Linked DNA regions of Homo sapiens: region 2 is linked to region 1. The links are chromatin contacts, found by Hi-C or POLR2A ChIA-PET in ENCODE. All regions are on one chromosome and are shown on one strand. Each heading gives the region's core, a stretch centred on a gene start or an enhancer-like site at or near the end of the contact. The rest is flanking DNA. Distances are from core to core; before and after follow the strand shown.

The links. Hi-C counts contacts between places; a loop is a spot of excess contacts on that map. ChIA-PET counts read pairs that join two places held with the same protein, here RNA polymerase II (POLR2A). Pooled maps may share reads with other maps.
Region 2: a map of naive thymus-derived CD4-positive, alpha-beta T cell shows a loop between it and region 1 (2.8-fold over the local background). The contact joins the promoter of DIXDC1 here to the promoter of PPP2R1B in region 1. A Hi-C loop is called at or near these places in 7 of 168 maps with a recorded cell type or tissue (B cell, CD14-positive monocyte, CD4-positive, alpha-beta T cell and 3 more), 9 of 37 single-sample maps with no recorded cell type and 17 of 50 pooled maps. POLR2A ChIA-PET finds 5 or more read pairs at or near these places in 11 of 52 experiments (CD4-positive, alpha-beta T cell, CD4-positive, alpha-beta memory T cell, HCT116 and 6 more).

What each region holds. Positions count from the first base shown.
Region 1 is chr11:111,764,254-111,769,512 of GRCh38, reverse strand. It overlaps PPP2R1B (protein phosphatase 2 scaffold subunit Abeta), which reads left to right and starts at 3,124. Exons shown (of 15, transcript NM_002716.5): 1 at 3,124-3,265; 2 at 4,129-4,219; 3 at 4,608-4,708. The coding sequence starts at 3,152. It also overlaps a transcript of ALG9 not described here. RefSeq lists enhancers at 3,059-3,108, 3,129-3,308, 3,195-4,098.
Region 2 is chr11:111,935,211-111,940,469 of GRCh38, reverse strand. DIXDC1 (DIX domain containing 1) reads right to left here and starts at 3,127. Exons shown (of 20, transcript NM_001037954.4): 1 at 2,911-3,127. The coding sequence starts at 2,970. RefSeq lists a silencer at 3,251-3,350.

The DNA of each region.
Region 1 (5,259 bases), core at 1,875-4,374:
TGAGTAGCTGAAACTAGGCGTGCACTACAGGCCCAGCTAATTTTTGTGTTTTATTTGTAGGAATGGGGATCTCACTATGTTGCTAGGACTGGTCTTGAACTCCTGGACTTAAGCAATCCTCCTATCTCGGCCTCCCAAAGTGCTGGGATTACAGGTGTGAGCCACTGCACCTGTCCAAGACTCTTTTTTTTTTTTTTTTTTTGAGACAGGGTCTTGCTTTCTCACCCAGGGTGGAGCGCAGTGGTGTGACCTCAGCTCACTGCAGCCTCAACCTCATGTGCTCAAGTGATCCTCCCACCTCAGCCTCCTGAGTAGCTGGGACTATAGGTGCACACCACCACGTCCTGCTAAGTTTTTTTTTTTTTTTTTTTAGAGATGGGGTTTTGCTATGCTGCCCATGGCTGGTCTTGAACCCGTGAGCTCAAGTGATCCATCATGTGCACCACTGCCCCAGGTGACTTTTTACATAAAGTATAAGAAAACAGATTCCTCCTCTCAATGCCTACAGGAATCCCCTCTGATCTTCTAACTGGTAAAGTACTAAGTTAAAAAAACCTCTTAGCCCTCTGTCTCTCCAAGTTGGGTAGTATTAAATATATGAATCCATTTTTAGCCTGGGCAGCATGGTGAGACTCTGTCTCCATACACACACACACACACACACACACACGCACACACACACACGAAGCTGGATGTGGTGGCACATGCCTATAGTCCTAGCTACTCAGGAGGCTGAGGCTGGAGGATTGCTTGAGTCCAGGAGTTTAAGGTTACAGTGAGCTATGATTGTGCCACTGCACTCCAGCCTGGGAAACGCAGCAAGACCCTGTTTGTTAAACACACACACACACACACACAACACAATAATTTTTTAAAATCCTGAAAACTCTCAGTTAAGTCATTATTATTATTATTTTAGAGATGGGGGTCTTGCTGTGTTGTCTAGGATGGTCATGAACCCCTAGGCTCAAGTGATCCTCCCACCTCAGCCTCCCAAGTAACTGGGAAGACAGGCACGCGTTACCATGTTTAGCTAAATTGTTTTTATTATGCTGTGGTTATTTAAATTTACGAATATAAAGTAGGAAAAATGTGCTTTTATTTCTAGTTCTTACACAGCTAAAAAAAAACCACAACAAATTTACAAATTAAATACAAATGAAACCACAAAATGAATACTATTCAATTAAAAATATTATAGTAATTTAACGTGACAAATGATGTATTTTGCTAAAACTGTCATCCGTCGTATTGTTACTATGGTGTTGCCTGCTATAGCTCAGCTTCTTTTGTGTTCAACATGCCTATGCCACCAAGTGACTCCTGATATCTTAATTTTCTCACCATTTTTCTGTTACAACTACCAAATAGTGCAATCTCATGATGCATTTGGCTTTCATTTTGTGCATGAAAGTATCATTGTCATTTTAAAACCACCTCTGTTCTTTTCTCATTATCCCAGAACAATAAAAGCAGCACTAAAACACACATGTAAATGTGGGTGCTGAAATTGTGTGGCAATACTTGGTTGTAAGGTGGTCACCCAAATAATTCAGAATATGCTTATACAAATCTAAAAAATATGAAAATGAAAATAAAATTAAAACCCTAGAGAATACATTCGCAGACATAATTTGAGAAAAACTGTTCAGGTCTGCTGGTTCCCAAACTTTCATTACTATCAAAGGCTCTAGCTATTGTGCTTACTTCCAAGAACCCCATTTATTTATTTATTTATTTATTTATTTATTTATTTATTTATTCATTATTTCATTCATTCATTCAAAGGCTCTATTGTGCTTACTTCCAAGAACGCTATTTATTTATTTATTTATTTTAGAGACGGGGTCTCACTCTGCCGCCCAGATTGGAGTACAGTGGTGCGATCCTGGCTCACTGCAACCTCTGCCTCCCGGGCTCAAGCGATTCTCATGTCAGCCTCCCGAGTAGCTGGGACTACAGGCTCCCGTCACCAGCCCAGCTAATTTTTGTATTTTTTAGTGGAGACAGGGTTTCACCAAGTTGGCCAGGCTGGTCTCGAACTCCTGGCCTCAAGTGATCCGCCCGCCTCGGCCTCAGAATCCCATGTTTTAAAAAAGTTTGTCTCCTACACTGCATTTATAGTTTTATTAATCAGGCACATAGAATTACCATTTCGGAGCTTGTGATCACCATATGTAGTTATCACTCCAAGCTGCTTAAATTCCAGTCTAAAACAAACAAAACATTCTAATTATTCTGTGCTACCCTGACAGGGGTAAGTGAAAACTTTCCATTCAGGTTTGTAAGAACGAGCTCCCAGACCTCCACCTCTTCCCCTTGCTGCCTCTGAGGACTCTTGGAGGTCTAGGGAGGCCAGTTTGGGTTTTCTTGCTCAAGAAAGTAGCCACCCCACCCAATTTGGAAGGATTAAAGCTTGTCCTAGTTTTGCTTCATTGTTGTACTTCTAGCATGCTAAAGAGCTAAAAAATGGGAGGAAGAAAATACAACAGAAGGCACCATTCCAGTACCAAACTGAAAAGAAACACAAAAACAAGAGAGCAGCATGTTTTTAACAGCTTGCGTGGAAAAAATATTGACTGGGGAGTTTGGACAGCACTGTTCATTTTCTCTCACCGCCCGCGTTATTTGTCTTACGGAGCAGGAGCCAGATACCATTCTGGAGAAAGAGCCGCGGGAAGAGGTGGAGGGGTTCTGTGGAAGTTTGAGTCTGAGCGGAGAAATTAGGGCTGGAGATCCAGTGGCTCAGGGCCAGGAAGAAGTCAGGGGAGGTGCTAAAGCCTTTTTCCTCCTGGCCTCGGGCACTCTCTTTGGTCCGCCTGAGTCTTAAGAGGGCACAGCGCAGATCATTCAGGTAGGTTCCTGGCTCCTTCAGACTACAACGAGCTGGATGAATCCCTGTCCCTGTTTCTTTCGGCTGGGGAAAGGACGCAGGGGTTCCATTCGCTTTCTTAGCCCACCCGTCTTCTTGAGTTCAGACCTACAACTCCTGCAGTGGGGGTCAGAAGGGAGCCTTAATCATCGGGACAGAAACGCGGCTCCCCAACTTCGGCTAAACCAGCGTGGCGGCCTTCGTCCCTACTGCCTGGGCGCGGGGCGGGGCCTGGGCGCGGGGCGGGAGGCGGTGACCAGCAGCAGGAGGAGAAAGAACATGGCGGGCGCATCAGAGCTCGGGACCGGCCCAGGAGCAGCGGGTGGAGATGGAGATGATTCGCTATACCCGATCGCGGTTTTAATCGACGAGCTCCGCAATGAAGACGTGCAGGTACTGGACTGAGGCCGGGGACCCGAGGCGAGACCGGCTGGTCGCGTGGTAGAGAAGGGGGAAGGCCTGCGTCGCGGTGGGGGTGGCCGAGGTACTGAATGAGTCGGACTCGTAGCAGAAACTTGAAGGGGAGGCGGGGAATGCTCCGCGAGGGGCTGTGGTGACACGCCCCGACCCTCCCGGGTACCTCTCTAGTAACCTTGCTTCGGACCCCCTGAGGCGTCCGCCCGGAGCCTTGCCCTTCCCGGGCGGTTGTCGGGGAACCCGCTTCCCGCCTGGGCGCCCCATCCGGGCCGTGAGGTGGCCGCGTCTCTTGGGCGAGGGAGCAGGAGAAGCGCGGTGCCAGGCCGAGACGGGGCTGGAGCGGCTGAGGGGCGCAGGATGCCCAGAAGCCCTTTGAAGTGCCCCTGGATCCCTTCATCTCGGCTTGGAACTGGCTCGGCTTGTTGGGTAGAAAGCGGGGGTGGGATGGCCGATTAATCTGGACGAGTAGTGTATCCGCTCTGTGGGAACTTTTCTTTGAAACCACAGGTGTTGTATTCAACCGTTTCACCTGCTTCACCACTGCCAAAGTGCTCTCTTTTTAAAATTATCTTACTTCCTAGGTGTTGTATTGTCTTTCCTTCATTTCTCTTCCGGTCCCTTCTGAGTGTTTCTCCTGGGAAATCCTCCGCCGGCTAGTGAGGCCGAGTTACACTTCTTTTTGGAAGTCCTTATGAGCTTCCTTAACAGTAAAATCTAAATGAAAGGTTATCTTCATTCTTACCCCTGTGTCATAATTTCACCTGTTAGCACCTTTTGTCTTTTGATCTAAATTCAGCCGTTTCTTTACATTGTTCTTCTTTCTACTTTCTTTTCTGAAGCTCCGACTCAACAGTATTAAGAAGTTATCAACAATTGCCCTAGCACTTGGAGTAGAAAGGACCCGAAGTGAATTGTTGCCATTTCTTACAGGTATGTGAATCTTTGTTTAAAGAAAGGTAGGGACATTCCATTTTCCAGTAGCTTTCAACACTGACTTTTTTAGAGTTTATTACCCACATTAAAATGAGCCAGGTGTTTTTTGTGCAAAAGAAACAGAACAGAGTATATTGTTAGTTGTGGCTAGATATATTCAAACATCAACCATTTAGCTATTGAAAGTAATTGATACGGGAGTATGAATTTCTAATTCGTTGTGCAAAGCAGATACAGGAAGACGGTTGAGAAGAAAGAAAATGCTGTTAGGATTTTGACTGGGTCACCTTCCTGGTCGCATAGTGAATCTGTTCCTAGTTTTGTGTCAGTGTCCAGCTGTGGGAGAGCTATCCATGTTGATGAGTCCTGTTGTTGTCACTTCCAGATACAATTTATGATGAAGATGAGGTACTATTAGCTCTTGCTGAGCAGCTGGGAAATTTCACTGGCCTAGTGGGAGGTCCTGACTTTGCCCACTGTCTGCTGGTGAGTATTTATAAGCTGCCTACCCTCCTTCTACAACTTTTGCAGTATAAATGATACATTGTTTGGTGATAGACACACTGCAGCATTTTTTATGCAGATCTTTTTATGGGCAGATAGTCATAATGTTAGTCATTGAGAGAATAAGTACTGTAGGCACTTTGCACTCAACTCCTTTTTTTTTTTTCTGTAAATAAGAGAACTTCGTCCTCCTTTTCTGCGTCTGTAGACTTATTAGTTTAGATGTAGGGAGAAAAAGGGTTTGATTGTTTTTATGGTTCCCCCGCGCGATGGTGGAAGTTTTAATTCTCACCTAGCAGCATTTTGTCTTTGTCAGTTTAACTTTTGCTTCTGACTTTGTGAGTTTGATGAATTTAGTTCAATTTAATTGACATTTATTGAGAGTCTACTTTATCAGACACATCATAGTTTACAATGTTAATGTTGAAGAAGACCAATGTGAGGGGGCTTGGTGGCACAAGCCTGTAGTACCAGCTACTCAGGAGGCTGAGACTGGAGGATCACTTGAGCCCAGGAGTTTGAATCCAGCCTGG
Region 2 (5,259 bases), core at 1,878-4,377, 170 kb before region 1:
GCAGCAGAGAAAACAAATAGCTTTGAGGCAGATGCAGATTGGGGAGATTGTGATCTATAGGAAGCCTGGCCAAGCCATAGGAAATGGGGGATGACAGCCAGGGTGGCAGTAGCCAAAACCTGTGGATAATTTGCCATCCAAATTAACCATGCCATTCAAAGGCATTGCATTGAAAGCACTGACAAGGATCAATTCCGTGAGTTATTTGCCAGACATGTTGAGGCCAGGGCTCTGTGTAGGAAATGCGGTAAGAGAAAACTCTGTCATGCATGGCTATACATAGTGGCAAAGGATTGAGAACAGAAGCCAACAGTGGGTAGAGGGAAGCCAGGATTCAGAGGGCAGGGTTTCTCTCTGCTGCAGGGTTCCCTTATAATTAACCAATTAAGGCCAAAGCTCCATTCCCTGTGGCAGTTTTCTCTGCCATAGAGAATGAGGTCACAGCCCTAACTACACAGACCTATAAGGCATCTGGGTGATGAAGAATAGCTTTAGATGTACTTGGATCATTCCCAGGAGGTGACTGGATACATGTGTGGTATTTGTAGACTCAGTAGGAATTCTCAGAAGAATTAAAGCGTATTCTGACACTAGCTTTTAAATCACTGTTTACATCCTTATCTCAAGGACTCTAAAAAAATAAATTGATATTACTGGATCGATTAAGCAACCCTGGAGGCTGGAATAGGTCAAATAGGGCCCCATGGACTCTAAAATAACCAATTACACTATTATTCAGTAGCACTAAATGTAATATTGTATGTAAAATGAATTATTTAATATAGAATGTGAAAGAATTATTTAAACTGTAAGGAACCATTCAAATTTAACATATTACTGTCATTGTTATTTAGATGATGTCAATTTTTCAGAGAAATCAAAAGTACTCATTGGCTGTCAGAGTTCAAATCTAACAGAGAGGAACAGACGTACACTAGCTTGTGGAGGGGATGGAGGGAAGTTTACAGAATGGGTAGAAAAATCAAATATCAGAGAAGGAAAAGAGGCACTACTGCATTATTCTAGGGATCAATTAATTAAAAAGTTATGCATCTGTTGTTTTTATGAAGATTCCATTACCACCACAAAAAGACCACTCTCCCATTCCCCTTTTCCCTTATGCCCTTATGTTTTTCAAGAATTGGAGGTCAGGGGATATTTATGGAAGCACCAAAGCATGAAACACACGGCCAAGCCTCTTAGTTTAGGTGGCTCTTCAGTCGAAAGGTTTCGAAGTGAAAATGAGCAGAAAACTAAGATTAGGACCAGCTCTGTGCTGGTTTCCTCCTCTTAAACAGACAGTGGGACCATCAAGAGCTGAGTTTTGTTGTTGTTGTTAAGTTGGGGCAGGAGGTATAAGACAACTAAAAGAGCTTCTGCCACAGTTGGTGAATGAGTCAGACTTACGCAGCTAAAGACCAGGGGCAGCCCAAAGGCAGAGAGTGAGAAAAGAGGAACCAGAATATTGGAATCACTCAGAGGTAGGCTTCCCGGCTCTTCTGTGTTTCAACTCTTAGACTACAGCTCTTTGTTAACAATCCCCTTACGTGTGTTCAGACAGGAAGGATGCAAAGATGAGGTGCCCTGCAGTGCAGACAGGATGCAAGCTCCGCCCTTCAGTGAAGGTTGTGACACCCCTTGGCCAAAGGAAAATTCCAACTCGGTTAGGTTGGGACAGCATTTCTGCAGTTTTCCTCTGTGTTAGGAACAACGCTAGGGCACGGGGGCCAGACCAGGGGAGGGTTCTGTGGCAGGTCAGGCTGCAGAGCTTCTTAATTAGAAACAGGAATTAAGGAAGGAGTCTGTAGTGCAGCTGGAGAAATAAAATCTTATACACGAATTCATGAGAATGGTTATTTCTGGAGAAAAGGCTGGAATGGGTGGGGGGAGCCAAAGGCACTTCAGTCTTGCCTATCAAATGCTCATATTTAAGAAGACAATGTATTCATATGTTGAGTAAAAACTGATTTTAAAAATCTTAAATTTCAGAGAGTCACAGAGAGAAGAAAGAGAGAGATGGAAGGAAAAGGAGCGAGAGAGAAATGAAGAAAGACACAACTAACAGCCTAGGTTTCCCTGGATGCTGGGCTAAGACAACCCGCAAGAGTAGGGCTTAGCTGCAGTCGAAGACGTATGGAGCAAATCTTGAGGGGGAAGCATCCCAAACCAGAATTTCCTGGGTCACAAGAAAAGCAAATGCAATAAACAGAATTGTAAGAGAAACAAGTGGGGAGGAAATGACCCCTTGTCGGCCCTAGCCCATCTTGCCTGTCAGAGTGAGGCCCCAGTTCCTCTGCTCTCACATGGACCGGTGCACGCGCTGGCTCCCTGGACCCAGGACCCAGGTCCCCTCTCGCTCAGTAGCTCCTCTCAGACAACCATGTCCTTGATTGCAGAGAAATCTACTGCCCCGCACTCAGAAAGAGATTCAGACATGAAGAGGGCACTTCACATGGACCATCTACAGTCCCCTGCCCTCTCAAACTTTCTACCAATGCAGTACCACTCCACCCTCCCTTGGCTCCGCTGGTTAGCTCCTGATATAGATGAGCACTTTTGCCAAATATCCAGGGATTCCCTGAGGATTTCCTTGGAGAGAGAAGCTCTAGGGAGGATGGAGACCCCCTCTTCTGGAAGGAGGTGATTTCTGAATTTGTGGTCCTGTCCTCTTGGGCTCAGGTAAGCTACCAGGGAAGGTCATGGCCCAGCTTAGCTGTGGGCAGGCAGCCCTTCTGATTTCTCCTGGTTCACCCATCTGCACCGTAAGTACCACCTTAGCCCCTTTGGGGTTCTGGGGGCGATTTGCTCTGGGGTCCCCAAAGGATGGAGGAGGAGGAGGACCCCTTCCGGAGACTGGGCGGGAGACGCTGGGGGAGGGGAGCTGAGGAGTGGGAGGAGCAGGACAGTTACCTCATTGAAGCCCTCCTGCAGGACGTCCAGTAAGTTCCCTCGGGTCAGGCAGGCTAGCATTGTTCCTGCTGGGGGCTCCCCGGGCGGGGTCTCCAGCCCGGCGGCCGCCGCCGCCTCCTCCTCCTCCCTCTGCACACAAAGGCTCTCGGCTCAGCTCATTGGGATCCCTCCGGAGTCCCGCATGCCACTTACTGGAAACCTAGACTGGAGCCAAACTAGCGGCTTGCACTGGGCATGCTCGCACGGGGGCCTCCGCTGGAGGGGCCCGGCGCGGTCGCGGTTCCTATGGAAACAACTGGGCGCGCACTAGGTTGAGCGGCGCTGCCGGGCTGCCCCCAGCCCCGCTTTCCTGCGGGAAAGCCGCACGGCCAGGCGGGCTGGCGAGGGCGCGCGCTGCACGCCCGCACGCACGCGCACACCCCCCCCCCGCCCGGGCCGCAGCACGGGCGTGTGTGCGTGCGCTACACACACACACACTCACACGGCTTTTAGGCAAACGTGCTGCTGTATGTGCGCGCTGTGTGCATACACACACACACACACATACACACATACACACATACACACACACACGTTGACAAACAGGCGGCCCGGCTGGCGTATGCATGCGCTTGCAGCCGCGCGCGCGCACACACACACCAGGCTTGCAGGCGGGTGTGCCCGTGGGGAGGGTGCGCAACACACACACACACACACACACACACACACACACACTGCTAACTTAAGGCCACAAACGGCCCACCAGAAGGTGGGTGGGAAAGGGAGTGAATCATAGGATTTTCCCCCAGACTAACCGAAAACAGCAACCTTTTTCCACATGGGCCCTGGACAGTGAGGTCAAGCTAAAGAAGAGGAAGCAGAAGGGAAAGAAATAAGAAAGAGAAAGAGCAGAGGAAGAAAGGGGGAAAAGAGGATAAAAAGAACTTTAGTTATTGATGGTATCAGAACACATTCAATAGAACAGTGCTAAACATCACGCAGGATCGCAACAGAAACATCAAGGATGACCAAGCCTTTTCCAAAATTTTCCTATTTCATTCTTTATAAAATAACTGCTAAAATATACAACCCATATTTTAATGTGTTTTAAAATAAATGGGCTTTAATTAAAATAAAGACTGCAAAAATGTCCTGGTGCATTTGAAAGAGGTAAAAAGCTTCCTCAAGTGAAACAGAAAGCTATTCTAGGCTGTTTCTAGCTATTCAAGTCATAGCCTTGATTATTTATTTTTAGGAATACTAGTCATTTGCAACTCAGTGCAAACTCTTGTTTCTATAGGAAAACTCGAAGCTGAAAAAACATTCATTTTACATTCCACCTCGTGATCCCAGATGGAGAGGAAGGGTTTACAGAGCATTAGGGCTCAGAGAAGGTCAGGGCCTTGTCCAAGGACGCAGCCAATCAGTGACAGGCAGCTCAAGGATCTAGGAGTCTACACTTATGATTTTCTGGAAGACCCAGATTCCTCCTCAAATCCTGATTAGTACCTTAGCCAGAAAAGTCAGTAATGGCTCTTATTCAACCTAATGACCTCTTCAGGTCCTTAGAGAAAAAGAAAATCCACCAAGAGCAGCCAGGCTAGCAATATCTTGTCTGAATGTCTAAAGCTGCTAAACACAAAGATGTTTCTGAAAAAGAACACATCTCCCTGACCACAACAGGCAGGGGGCAGAGGGCCAGCACAGGTGTTGAGTGGCAGCTGCTGGTTGAATGTAGTGGGTTCAATTCTGGCTAATGCTGGGGAAAAGCTAAGACACCAAATCATTCTAAACCTGAGCAGCCCACAAGTCCAAAGACCACTGTCCTTCATAATCTAGCTGAGGAATTTAACTGCCAAGAACTCCCTTTGACACTACCACACTTCGTGGTGTAACACCCCCGGAGAGTCACTAACCCATGTCAATTCAACAAGTTCCTTTATAAAGAGAAGCATGAAATTTCCAACAGCACAGACTTGCATGCAATACATCTACGTGCATAATGATGCAAAACCAAAGTACCTACTTGGTGGATCCCTGGGTAGAGGATCCTGATTGGTTGAGAGCCCCTCATGCTTTGTACACAGAGCAGAAAATATTGAGACATCAGAGGGAGATCCTGCTGACAGTTATCTATGCCAGAGGTCAGCGTTTCTCAAACAAGTCTTTGATCAAAGTAGGATCTGTGAGCTCAGTGTTTCTGGAAAAAGACTTATGAAATCACTGAATTTTAAAGCTCCAAAACATTTTGGCCCAACTTCCTTACTTGGCCCAAGTCCCTTATATCATAGAAAAAGCAACCAAGGCTAGGAGAGGTGCTCACAGTCACTCAGCAAGTCAGTATGGAAACTAAGATCTGAACCAGAGGGC